Linked DNA regions of Homo sapiens: region 2 is linked to region 1. Evidence: read pairs that join two places in POLR2A ChIA-PET (ENCODE). Cell type or tissue: GM12878. All regions are shown on one strand. Links, peaks and the distances in the headings refer to the core of each region. The heading gives the core; the rest is flanking DNA.

What was found. ChIA-PET counts read pairs that join two places held together with the same protein. Peaks named below come from ENCODE experiments on the same cell type or tissue, not always from the same donor. Only the 100,000 strongest peaks of a DNase experiment are listed, where the experiment ranks them.
Region 2: POLR2A ChIA-PET joins it to region 1 with 5 read pairs; 1 of 35 experiments calls an interaction of 5 or more read pairs at or near these places.

The regions. Positions count from the first base shown.
Region 1 is chr16:29,642,215-29,649,078 of GRCh38, reverse strand. No RefSeq gene overlaps it. Among named protein-coding and RNA genes, the nearest start is that of SPN, 18 kb to the left of the region's middle. RefSeq lists enhancers at 3,037-3,331, 4,229-4,498, 5,455-5,514, 5,635-5,754. In GM12878, for the core only: no CTCF peak of the experiment used is centred there; DNase peaks (open chromatin) are centred at 3,208, 3,632 and 4,568; H3K4me3 peaks cover 363 bases; H3K27ac peaks cover 2,236 bases.
Region 2 is chr16:28,197,405-28,204,268 of GRCh38, reverse strand. The region is part of intron 1 of XPO6 (exportin 6); the gene reads left to right. Among named protein-coding and RNA genes, the nearest start is that of XPO6, 11 kb to the left of the region's middle. In GM12878, for the core only: a CTCF peak has its summit at 1,695; no DNase peak of the experiment used is centred there; H3K4me3 peaks cover 939 bases; H3K27ac peaks cover 474 bases.

The sequences.
Region 1 (6,864 bases), core at 1,039-5,038:
ATTTGAGAAAATGCTGCTTCAGGCCAGGCACGAGGCTCACCCCTGTAATCCCAGCACTTTGGGAGGCCAAAGCGGGAGGATCGCTTGAGACCAGGAGTTTGAAACCAGCCCTGGCAACATAGTGAGATCCTGTCTCTACAAAAAATTAAAAAATTAGCTGGGCGGGGCTGGGCACAGTAGCTCATGCCTGTAATCCCAGCACTTTGGGAGGCCGAGGCAGGTGGATCACCTGAGGTCAGGAGTTCGAGACCAGCCTGGCCAACATGGTGAAACCTCATCTCTACTAAAAACACAAAAATTATCCAGGTGTGGTGGCGGGTGCCTGTAATCCCAGCTACTCGAGGCTGAGGCAGGAGAATCGCTTAAACCCGGGAGGCAGAGGTTGCAGTGAGCCAAGATTGCGCCACTGCACTCCAGTCTGGGCGACAGAGTGAGACTCCATCTCAAAAAAAAAAAAAAAAAAAAAAAAAAAGAGCTGGGCGGGAGCCAGCTGGGCCCCAGCGAGTGCACGTTAGACCACGGCTCCAAGCTCTTCTTCCGGCGCCTCTGACCCGGGGGCCGCCTTTCCCCATCCCCACCGAAGTCCCTAATAAATGAAGGTGCTGCTTCCAAAAAAAAATTAGCTGGGCAGGGCGTGGTAGCACGTGCCTGTAATTTCAGCTGCTCTGGAGGCTGAGGTGGGAGGATCACTTGAGCCTGGGTATTTGAGGCTGCAGTGAGCTGTGCTCATGCCACTGCACTCTGGCCTGGGTGACAGAGCAAGACCCCATATTAAAAAAAAAAAAAAAGATGGGCCAGGCACGGTGGCTCACGCCTGTAATCCCAGCACTTTGGGAGGCAGAGGCAGGTGGATCATGAGATCAGAAGATCGAGTCCATTCTGGCTAACATGGTGAAACCCCGTCTCTACTAAAAATACAAAAAAATTAGCCAGGCGTGATGGCGGGCGCCTGTAGTCCCAGCTACTCGGGAGGCTGAGGCAGGAGAATGGCATGAACCCAGGAGGCGGAGCTTGCAGTGAGCCGAGATCGCGCCACTGCACTCCAGCCTGGGCGACAGAGCAAGACTCTTTCCCCAAAAAAAAAAAAAAAAAAAAAAAAAAGATATTGCTGGCCAGGTGCAGTGGCTCACACCTGTAATCCCAGCATTTTGGAGGCCGAGGTGGGCTGATCACCTGGGGTCAGGGGTTCGAACCAGCCTGGCCAACATGGTGAATCGCTGTCTCTACTAAAAATACAAAAATTAGCTGGGCACAGTGGCAGGTGCCTATAATCCCAGCTACTCGGGAGGCTGAGGCAGGAGAATCATTTGAGCCCGGGAGGCGGACGTTGCAGTTAAACCGAGATCCACTACTGCACTCCAGCTGGGCGACAGAGCAAGGCTCCATCTCAAAGAAAAAAAAAATTGCTACACTATGTTACAATAAAAACAGGGTGTTATAAAAAAGAAAGAGGCCAGGCACAGTGGCTCACGCCTGTAATCCCAGCACTTTGGGAGGCTGAGGCAGGTGGATCACCTAAGGACAGGAGTTCGAGACCAGCCTGACCAACAAGGTGAAACCCTGTCTCTACTAAAAATACAAAAAAAAATTTAGCCGGGTGTGGTGGCAGGCACCTGTAGTCCCAGCTATTCTGGGAGCTGAGGCAGGAGGATCGCTTGAACCCAGGAGGAGGAGGTTGCAGTGAGCCAAGATCACACCACTGCACTCCAGCCTGGGCGACAGAGTGAGACTCCATCTCAAATAAATAAATAAATAGAGCAAAGACTGAATTCTTAGAAATTAAAGCTATGATACTGAATTACTAAAAGCATTAGAATAAAGAAGCTGGGCACAGTAGCTCACTCCTGTAATTCCTGCAGTTTGGGAGGCCAAGGAGAATGGCTTGAGGCCAGAAGTTCAAGACCAGCCTGGGTAATATAGCAAGGCCTCATCTGTACAAACACAAACAGGAAGTGTTGTAATAAAAAGTTAATAAATTATCCCAGAAAACTGCCAGGTGTGGTGGATCATGCCTGTAATCCCAGCACTTTGGGAGACCAAGGCAGGCGGATCACCTGAGGTCAGGAGTTCGAGATCAGCCTGGCCAACGTAGCAAAACCCCATCTACTAAAAATACAAAAATTAGCCAGGTGTGGTGGCAGGCGTCTGTAATCCCAGCTACTTGGGAGGCTGAGGCAGGAAAATCGCTTGAACCCGGGAGGCGGAGGTTGCCATGAGCCAAGATTATGCCACTGCACTCCACCCTGGGTGACAGAGTGAGACTCTGTCTCAAGAATAAAAAATTTAAAAAATAAATAAAGCTGGGCGCGGTGGCTCACGCCTGTAATCCCAGCACTTTGGGAGGCCAAGGCAGGTGGATCACGAGGTCAGGAGTTTGAGACAGGAAGCTGAGGCAGGAGAATAGCTTGAACCCAGGAGGCAGAGGTTGCAGTGAGCCAAGATCGCTCCACTGCACTCCAGCCTGGGACAGAGTGAGACCCCATCTCAAAAATTGATTAATTAATTAATTATCCCAGAAAATAGAACTCCCAGAAGGTGTAGGGGTGGAGAAGAAAATATGAGAGAAAATATATGAGACTGCCGCTCTAACATAGAGATCCAATAAGTGGCGGCTTAAAGAAGAGACGTGTCGGCCGGGCGCAGTTGCTCACACCTGTAATCCCAGCACTTTGGGAGGCCAAGGTGGGTGGATCATGAGGTCAGTAGTGTGAGACCATCCTGGCCAACCCCGTCTCTACTAAAAATACAAAAATTAGCCAGGCATGGTGGCGCATGCCTGTAATCCCAGCTACTTGGGAGGCTGAAGCAGGAGAATCACTTGAACCCAGAAGGCAGAGGTTGCAGTGAGCCGAGATTGTGCCACAGCACTCCAGCCTGGGACAGAGTGAGACTCTATCTCAAAAAAAAAAAAGAAGAGACGTGTCTGCAAAAAACAAATAAATAAATAAACAAAAGAAGAGACATGTTCAAGTGAAATGGTGGTAGTTAGGGAGGCAGCTCTGCTTCTCTCATTGCTCAGGGACCAAGGGCCCTTCCTCATCACTTTTCTGCCATCGGTAGGGCACCGTTTGTCACCTGCACGTTTGAATCTGTTGTGGGGATCTCCAGCCAGCAGGAATGGAGAGTATGAAGCTGGCCTACTTCCTAAGGCCAAAGACCAGAAGTCACATACATCACCTCCTCACATTCTATTGGTGGAAACTTAGTCACATGACCATGCCTACTGCAAGGGAGGCTGGGACATGCAGTTCCACCATGTTCTTGGGGAAGAAGGGCTCATTGGATTTTGGATAATGAGTAGTCTTTGCCACAGAGACACAGCCAGGCAATCCAAGAGGCCCAAAAGCTAACCAATAGGAGTGCCAGGAAGAGAGAACCCAAGAAATGGAAGAAGGAGAATGATCAGAGATCATTCTCACTCTGATGAGAAACATGCGTCTTCAGGCTGAAAAGCCCACCTAGTGCCTGCCCAATGAAAGAAAACCCATGCCGGGCACACTGGAACCCCAAAAGTGTCATGTACGACTTAGCTATTTCCTAAGGAACAGGAAGCAGCTGGTGATTAGGTTAACATAAATGAAAGAAAGAAAAAAGTCCCAGGGTAAGAAAAAATTAATAGAATGAACACCACATTAGGCTCTGAACTTCCTGGGGCTGGCCCTGAAAGGGAAAATTTACATAAGTTCCTCCTTTTTGACTATAAGAACTAGTTCCTTAGAGAAGGTCAATATTTCGTGACACTCACTTCTAAAATTAATTTTCATATAAGAACATATCTTATGCCAGTTGATGTCATGGATATAATGGCTGATGGGCAACACACCACTCCTGAGAAAGGCTTGGGCACTGGAGTCAGACCAACCTGAAGGCAGCCACCACTCACTGTGTGCCCTTGGGAACATTTCTGAGTCTCAGTTTTCCTCACCTTTAAAATGGGCATAGTAAAAGGAAAAGAAGAGCCAGGCATGGTGGCACAGTAGTAGTCCAGTAATCCCAGCCAAGGAGGCCAAGGCAGGAGGAGTTTTGAGGCCATCCTGGGGACCATAGGGAGACCCTGTCTCTCTAGATTTAAAAAATATATTAAAAAGTAAAGAAAAATGGGCACAGAGTATTTATCTCACAACATTATTAATTTGTTCTTTAATTCCGCAAATATTTGTTGAACACCAACCATGTGTCCGGCATAGGATTGTGACAATTAATGAAATCAAGGGCCAGTCACCTGTCCTCTTGGAGGTAGCCTTCTCCGGAGTGAGACAGACTCTACATATGTAGGAAGCAGGCATCATGGAGAAACATCACGCAGGAAAGTGGGGGAAGGAAGTGCTCCTTTCTACAGGCTGATGTCTCTGAGAAGGGGACATCTGAGGGGAGACTTGAGGGAAGAGAGGGAGCAGCCATGAGATGTTCATGGGGAATCCCACGGACAAACAAAGCCAGTTCAAAGGCCCTAACCTGGGTCCTGCTTCGCGTGTTCTGGGAAGCCCAAGGAGGCCAGTATGGCTGGAGCAGAGTGCATGAAAAGCGAAGTCAAGAGGAAAGGGGGCCATAGGGCACGGCTTTAGGTCATTATTAGCACTTTCACTCTGAGTCAGTGTGGAGAGTTTAGAGAGCTTCAACTTTGTTTTGTTCTGTTTTCTAGAGACAGAGTTTTATTCTGTGGCCCAGACTGGAGTACACTGGTGCAATTATGGCTCACTGCGGCCTCCAACTTCTGGGCTGAAGCGACCCTCCCACCTTAGCCTCCTGAGTGGCTGGGACCACAGGTGTGTGCCATCATGCCCAGCTTTTTTTTTTTTTTTTTTTTTTTTTTTTGATACAGAGTCTTGCTCTGTCACCAGGCTGGAGGGTAGTGGCACGATCTTGGCTCACTGCAACCTCTGCCTCCCTGGTTCAAGCAATTCTCCTGCTTCAGCCTCCCAAGTAGCTGAGACTACAGGCACGTGCCACCATGCCCAGCTAATTTTTGTATTTTTAGTAGAGACGGGGTTTCACCATGTTGGCCAGGATTGTCTTGATCTCTTGACCTTGTGATCTGCCTGCCTCAGCCTCCCAAAGTGCTGGGATTACAGGCGTAAGCCACTGCGCCCTGCCGCTGATTTTTGTATTTTTTGTAGAGACAGGGTCTTGCTATGCTGCCCAGGTTGGTCTCAAACTCCTGGGCTCAAGTGATCACCAGGGTTTCTTGACAGATTGGATTTGGGGATGTGTGAGAGAGGATTGAGGACAACACCAAGGTTTTCGGCCACACCAACTGTAAGAATAGAATTGTTGTATTCTGATATGGGAAGGCTGCAGGAGGAGCAGGTATGGGGGAGAAGATAAAGAGTTCATTTTGGGCCCGGGCACGGTGGCTCACACTTGTAATCCTACCACTTTGGGAGGCAGAGGCAGGCAGATCGCTTGAGCTCAGGAGTTTGAAACCAGCTTGGCCAACAGGGTGAAACCCTGTCTGTACTAAAAATACAAAAAATTTGCCGGGTGTGGTGGCACGTGCCTGTAATCTCAGCTACTCGGGAGGCTGAGGCAGGAGAATCACTTGAACCTGGGAGGCGGAGTTTGCAGTGAGCCAAGATCAGGCCACTGCACTCCAGCCTGGGCAACAGAGCAAGATTCTGTCTCAAAAAAAAAAAGTTCATGTTGGGACATGTTAAGTTTGTGTTGCCTGTCAGACACCCAAGGGGAAGTTTCAAGTGAGCAGTTCTGAAGCTCACAGAAGAGGTCTGCAGTGAAGATGAAAACTTGGGGGACATCAACATTTGGATGATATTTAAAGCCAGGGGTCTGTGTGAGCTCAACTCAAGAGTGAGTGTCACCAGGCACCATGGCTCATGCCTGTAACCCTAACACTTTTGGAGGCCAAGGTGGGAGGATCACTTGAGCCCAGGAGTTTGAGACCAGCCTAGGCAACACGGTGAGACCCTATCTCTACTTAAAATTTTAAAAATTAGCCAGGCAGGGGGGCATGTGCCTGTGGTCCCAGCTACTTGGGAGGCTGAAGTGGGAGGATTGCTGTAACCCAGGAGTTTGAGTTTGGAGTGAGATAGGATTATGCCACTGCACTTCAACCTGGGTGACAGAACAAGATTCTATCTCAAAGTTAAAAAAAAAAAAAAAAAAAAGAGTGGCCAGGCGCCATGGCTCACGCCTGTAATCCCAGCACTTTGGGAGGCTGAGGCGGGCAGATCACGAGGTCGGGAGATCGAGACCATCCTGGCTAACACGGTGAAACCCCGTCTCTACTAAAAATACGAAAAATTAGCCAGGCGTGGTGGCGAGCGCCTGTAGTCCCAGCTACTCAGGAGGCTGAGGCAGGAGAATTGCATGAACCCAGGAGGCGGAGCTTGCAGTGAGCCAAGATCGTGCCACTGCACTCCAGTCTGGGCGACAGAGCGACACTCCGTCTCAAAAAAAAAACAACGAAAAACGAGTGAGTGTCAATTAGGAGAAGAGGACCAACACAGACATAAGAAGTGGGTGCCACTTCACTTACAGAGAGGGCAGTGACAGCTCAGAGATTCTGTGTCTTGCCCACGGTCACACAGCTGGTAAGGGGTAGGATCCGAATTCACAATGAGGTCCTAGTTCAGATCTTTTTGCACTCTATTAGAGTAATCCATACAGACTTCTGTTGATCTAAGTCGACCCGTGGCTATAACTGGAAATAGTTAAGGAGTGTTCACTCAGCCCTCAAGCCTTGAGAGAGAGTCTCGCCCTGTCACCAAGGCTGGAGTGCAGTGGTACGATCTCGGCTCACTGCAACCTCCGTCTCCCGGGTTCAAGCGATTCTCCTGCCTCAGCCTCCCAAGTAGCTGGAACTACAGGTGCCTGCCACCATGCCCAGGTAATTTTTGTATTTTTAGT
Region 2 (6,864 bases), core at 969-4,968, 1.4 Mb after region 1:
TTTTAACATTTTATATACTCAATATTATTAATGAGGTTGGTCTTTTGTTGTCTCCTGCTAAAATGTTAGCTCCATAAAGCTAGGGAATCTCTCTTTTGTTCATGTATCCCAAGAGTCTAGAGCAATTCTTGGCATAGTGGGCAATTAAATTGTGGTAGGGATGTTGTTGAGGTCTTGGGTGTTCAAAGGGAGCTTTAGGGAAGGAGTAAACTAGGCTCCCTAGCAGTTTCAGAAGTTTGGAAGTTTCAGAAGAGAAGGATGTGAAGAAGTAGTTGGAGAGAAGGCTATCAAGGTAGTTTGTGGCTAGATGATGGAGGGTCTCCAGTACTACCCTAGGGAGTTTGGCTTTCTCTTGTTGGATGGTTTTTCCTTAAAGGAAACTTAATCTGCTGTGTATAGGTTAGATGTGGGAAACCAGATGTTACACCATGCCTGTGTGGATGTGACAAGGGCCTGCCTGTTCTTGCATGTGTAATTAGTGGTTGAGAGGAAGACCTGGTAAGGGAGTTGTCACTTAAAACTGATTCCAGAGTTAAGAGATGAGGAAGAAGGAAAAGCACAAGCTGATTTTGGAAGCCTGTAACCTGGCGATTGAGAGTAGTAGAAAGTTTTAATCAGTTGGTGATTTGGATTTGGTAGGAATGGAAGCGATAACATGTAAACTGATAGGAAGAGATGACAGGAGATGGGCCATGTGCTGATGAAATATGGGATGTGGCTATCTCTGTAGGTAGGTGAGCAGTTGTGGCGCTGTTGACATGAAGGTAGTTGGCCCTGGGCACGAGAAGGATGTTGAAGATCTTAAGTAGTTGCATTGTCAAATGTATCTGTCTAAGCCAAGGAAGATGTGATAGCACAGGCTGTGTTGAAAGGGTAGGAATTCCTGAAAGTGTGGTTGCCACTCTACCTCTACTTTTTCAACCTCCCACCTCTCCTTTCCCCCTGTCATTCATTCTACAACCCATTGCTGACTGACTTTTTTTTTTTTTTTTTGAGATGGGGTCTTACTCCGTCGCCCAGGCTGGTGTGCAGTGGAGCAATCATGTCTTACTGCAGCCTCTATCTCCTGGGGCTCACGCGATCCTCCCACCTCAGCCTCCTGAGTAGCTGGAACTATACGTATGCATCACCATGCCTGGGTAATTTTGTATTCTTTGTAGATACGAGGTTTCACCATGTTGCCCCTGCTGGCCTTGAGCTGCTGGGCTCAAGTGATCCTCCGGCCTCAGCCTCCCAAAGTGCTAGGATTACAGGCGTAAGCCACCACGCCCAGCCAGCAGACTTTTTGTCTTTACCACTTTTCAAGATTATGTGTAACATCTGTGTGCTGAGTTCAGTTTAATGCGTATTTTCAATCCTTAGGTCATTTGACCTCTCAGTGTGGCCTTTGGCAGCCACTGATCTCCTTTTCTTTTCTTGAAACACTTTTCTTCTTGGCTCCCGTGGCATCCATGGTATTAGTCTCTTGGTTTAGCCTCCCATGGCTTCAGCTATGACCCGTGTACCAATGAAAACTAAACCCTCACCAGCTGTAGATATCCAGTGTTCTGACAACATCAAATTAAATGTGTGTTAAACCAAATCCATCATCTTCCTCTCAGGTTAGTGCCTCCTCTGTCTTGCCCTGGTTCTGTTAATGACCTCATTTTCTAGCTAGTCAAATGATGAACCTGAGTCATCTTTAACTTCCTCTTCTATAGCGCCCCCCTGCTTCCAGACCTGTTGATGCTGCTGCTAACGTATCTGTGTCCTGACCCTGACCTTTCCCTCCATTCCCTCTGCTTTGATCAAGCTGTCATTGTCTCTTGCTTTGGTTGTTGCTGTCATGACCGGTCCTCTCTTCCAGGTTCTGCGTCCCTCTGTCCATCTTCCGTACTGCTGAGCTGCCTCATAGAGCTCAGATGTGATCATGCCACGTGAACCCCAGTCATTCAGAGCAGAGGGTTCCCACTGTTGTCTGAGACCAAGTTTTCATCATGGTAGAGTAACATGGGCCCTGAATTTTAAGTTTCTTACTTACTTTGAGGTCCCTCAGTAAGGATGAAGATGGTTCATTAAATACTTAAAGTGATTTATTTGGAGTATCTATGAAAGACTTCCCAAAGTACACCTTGTTTTCCAGCCACAGCAAACCATTTGTCATTCCCAGAACACTCAGTGCACTTTAATACTTGTCTGCCTTTGCTGATGCTGTTCCCTCTGCTCTAGCGCCCTTTTCTTTCTTGCAAATGAAACTTATGTGACATCTCAAGGTTACCATAAACATTACCTCTCTGAGGCTTTCCAGCTGCTAGTTTATCATAGGTCATCTTCGATTATAGTTTGGTATTTTTTGGCTTTTATTATTTTGATATGTTTGTTTTTGTTAATATAAGAATGACAAGACTACATTATTATTATTATTATTATTTTTTGAGACGGAGTCTCGCTTTGTCGCCCAGGCTGGAGTGCAGTGGTGTGATCTCGACTCACTACAAGTTCCGCCTCCTGGGTTCAAGCATTCTCCTGCCTCAGCCTCCCGAGTAGCTGGGACTACAGGTGCATGCTGCCACGCCTGGCTAATTTTTTGTATTTTTAGTAGAGATGGGGTTTCACCGTGTTAGCCAGGATGGTCTCGATCTCCTGACCTCGTGATCCACCCGCCTCAGCCTCCCCAATTGCTGGGATTACAGGCATGAGCCACCACGCCCGGCCAAGACTACATTCTTACAGTGAGTGTCAGACAGTTCAGAAGTTTCAAGAGCAAAATGTGGATCTCTTGCCTCCTTCCCCACTCCTCCTCCTTCCCACTCCAAGCCTGGGGGTGAGGAGGATTAGTTCTTTCTCTTTAAGAGCCCATAGCAGAGTGCGTCTTACTCTGCTTCGCCTCTTTAGTGCCTAGTAAGCATTCAGCAGATACATGAGTAATTAAGAGTCAGGTGTAAAAATAAACCCAAGCAGGTCAAGGTGGGCCCTTGAGGTTAGTAAATGATAGTAATAGTATTTGGAGAGGGTGGTAAGAGTGAAATAGAGTATGAATGCAGTAACACCTTGTATTTCCAAAATCCATGCAACCAGCAAGCTCAGATAACTGTATTTTTTCCCCCGGTGGGTGGAGATGGGCAGCAGGTGAGCAAGGGAAGTTGTCAGAACAAGTGCTGTGGGGGGTGGTGTGCTTACTGGGGAGCCCCAAAGCTAATTGCTACTGGGAGAACCGCTGAGGAACAATGAGGAGTGGGAGTGGGTGAGGTGAGGTCTTTGTGGATCTTAACCAAGGAAAGACACAGGGCAGAGAAGTGAGGGGGTGAAAGAGGCTAATGGGAAGGGAAGGAAATGGGCATAGAGAGAGAAAAGGTCTGTGTTTCATAATTGCACTCTGTGCTAGTCGTCGTTAAGGGGCCCTCATGCATACCGCGTAGGGTATTTGATTTAATCTCTCATAGCCACCCTGCCAGGTAGGTATTATGTTCCCATTTTATAGTTGAGGAAGATAAGGACGCTGAGGCCCAGGGTGGGTAATGCTAAGTAACTTCTCCAAAGTTACCTAGTGTTCTCTTCATCTGGGCTAAGAAAATAAAAAACCAAAAAAACAGAAATCAGAATTACCTAGTGAGTTGACAGAGCCAGGATTCAGTTCTAAGGTTCCAACTCCAAGGCCCATGTTTTTTTCTAGATCACTAGGTTTCTTTTTTATGAGACGGAATCTTTACCTGTTGCTCAGGCTGGAGTGCAATGGTGCAATCTTGGCTCACTGCACCCCAGCCTGGGTGACAGACGAAACTCCGTCTCAAAAAAAAAAAGAAAGAAAGAAAAAGTAGTATGACTTGAGGGCACAGTGGTAGCTGGTCCATATTACAGGACATCAACAAAAAGGAAGATTGCTTGATTTCTTTGAGTTTTAATTCAGGTAAGCCCATTAGGCTTAGCATATGCAATAGGTTCATTTCCATTAGAGGAGCCTGCTGCTGTTTTATATGAAGGTTATAATGAAAAAGATCTCTGGTCTAGGGCTCCCTGAAAAGTTAAGGGTATTTTATAAGCCAAATGGAGCTGGAAGGAAAATCGTTGGTTTCTAAACTCATTAATAATCAGACCTGAGAAGTTCTGTCCTTTCCTTTCCCTTTTCTTTTTTTGAGATAGAGTCTCCCTCTGTTTCGCCCAGGCTGGGGTGTAGTGGCGTGATCTTGGCTCACTGCAACCTCTGCCTCTGGATTCAAGCGATTCTCCTGCCTCAGCCTCCCGAGTAGATGGGATTACAGGTGCCCACCACCATGTCTGACTAGTTTTTGTATTTTCAGTAGAGACAGGTTTTCACCATGTTGGGCAGGCTGGTCTTGAACTCCTGACCTCAGGTAATCCACCGCCTTGGCCTCCCAAAGTGCTGGGATTACAGGAGTGAGCCACCGTGCCCGGCCCAGGGAAGGCCTTTTAAAAAATTCATGAGGAGGCCAGGTGCAGTGGCTCATGCCTGTAATCCTAGCACTTTGGGAGGCCAAGGTGGGCAGATCACAAGGTCAGGCGTTCGAGACCAGCCTGGCCAACATAAGTGAAACCCATTAGCCAGGTGTGGTGGTGGGTGCCTGTAATCCCAGCTACTTGGGAGGCTGAGGCAGGAGAATCACTTGAACCCAGGACGTGGAGGTTGTAGTGGGCTGAGATTGCACCATTGCACTTTATCCTGGGTGACAGAGCAAGACTGTCTCAAAATAAAAAGGCCGGGCATGGTGGCTCACTCCTGTAATCCCAGCACTTTGGGAGGCCGAGGCAGGCGGATCACCTGAGGTCAGGAGTTTGAGACCAGCCTGACCAACATGGCGAAACCTGTCTCTACTTAAAAAAATACAAAAATTAGCTGGACATGGTGGTGGGCACCTGTAATCCCAGCAACTCAGGAGGCTGAGGTGGGAGAATTGCTTGAACCCGGGAGGTGGAGGTTGTAGTGAGCCAAGTGCTTTGTTATTGTCCAGGAAATTATTCATCTGCATTTTGTTTTTAGAGAAAGATAAATTGAGTGATCTATCAAGGATTTTTTAATTTTAGGGGCACATGTCATCAGGACCTCCTGAGGCTGTGTCACGGACTCATGTCCTTTTAAATAAAAACATTTTTATAAAAAGGGTTTGTTTATTTAATTTAATTTCATTTTTTTGAGACGGAGTTTCACTCTTGTTGCCCAGGCTGTAGTGCAATGGCACGATCTCAGCTCACTGCAACCTCCACCTTCTGGGTTCAAGCGATTCTCCTGCCTTAGCCTCCCAAGTAGCTGGGATTACATGTGACACCACGCCCGGCTAATTTTTATATTTTTAATAGAGATGGGGTTTCACCAGGTTGGCCAGGCTGGTCTCAAACTCTCAACCTCAGGTGATCCACCCACCTCGGCCTCCCAAAGTGCTGGGATTACATGTGTGAGCCACTGCGCCTGGCCAGATTTATTTATTTTAAATATGTAATTTTGAGATAATGTAAGACTTACGGAAGAGTTGCAGAAATAGTATAGGGAGTTTTTGTAAGCTCTTCTCCCATAGGTACTTACTAACAAACAACAAAACTGCAGCAGCCAAGCCCTCCAACATTTGTGACCAACAATTTATTTTTTAAAAATTTTCTTTTTTTTTTAAATTTTAAAATTATTATTTTTTTTCTTGTATCAGGATAGGATCTCGCTGTGTTGCCCAGGCTGGTTTTAAAATCCTGGGCTCGAGCAGTCCTCCTGCTTTGGCCTCCCAAAGTGCTGGGATTATAGGTGTGAGCCGTTGTTCCTGGCCTTGTGACCAATAATTTAGCTCAGTTTCTGTGCCTTCTTTATTCTAGTACTGCTAGACAATTAAAGTAGGTGCTGATGCTACTGTAGAAACACAAAATCTTCTCTGCCACTTCTTGATTTTGCTTAGTTGTTATTATCCTGATTGTAAAAAGTATTTTGAACTCTAGAATATTTGATAATTAAAAAAAAAAATTACCACCATTGGATTCAATCTCTAATAACATTTTGATTTGCTTCCTTCTAGTCTTTTTTCCTATTTACTTTTTCAATATGGTTGAGATTACACTGTAAATGCACTTTTTTCTTCTGCCTTTTCCGCTTTATAGCATAAGTGGCTTTTCAAATCATTAAATATTTTATAAATATTTGCAGTGGCTTTATAATACCGAATTGCATGGATTTTTAAGCAGTTCATTGTTCTGTTTTTTGCCATGGTAAATAATAATGTGATTAATGTCTTTGCGAAAACCTTTGTATGTATTTTAGAAAATTGCCTTAGGATAGATTCCCAGAAGGGCCCAAGGGTATGAGGGTTTTTTTTTTTTTTTTTTTTTTTTTAATAAACTTAGATGTAGTCTGAACAATTTTTTTTTTTTTTTTTTTTTTTTAAGAGTCTCTCTGTGTTGCTCAGGCTGGAGTGCGGTGGCGTGATCTTGGCTCACTGTAACCTCCGCCTCCCGGGTTCAAGCAGTTTTCCTGCCTCAGCCTCCCAAGTAGCTGGTACTGCAGGCGCCCGCCACCACGCCTGGCTAATTTTTTTTTGTATTTTTAGTAGAGACGGGGTTTCACTATGTTGGCCAGGCTGGTCTTGAACTCCTGACCTCGTGATCTGCCTGCCCGGGCCTCGCAAAGTGCTGGGATTACAGGCGTGAGCCACCGCGCCCGGCCTAGTCTGAATATTTTTAAGGCACTTCATCACATGTTTTCCAGAAAGGTTACACGAGTTTATTCTTCCCATCAGCTGTAGATAAATATCCTCATCAGCGTTGGGTAATCTTAAGAAAATTGTCGCTAATTTAATAGGTTAAATAATGGCTTCTCATTATTGTTCCTCAGTATCTTTTTCTGTGTGTCTATGTAGGAAACTTATCAACAAGTTAGATTTTATTTTTTGTCTG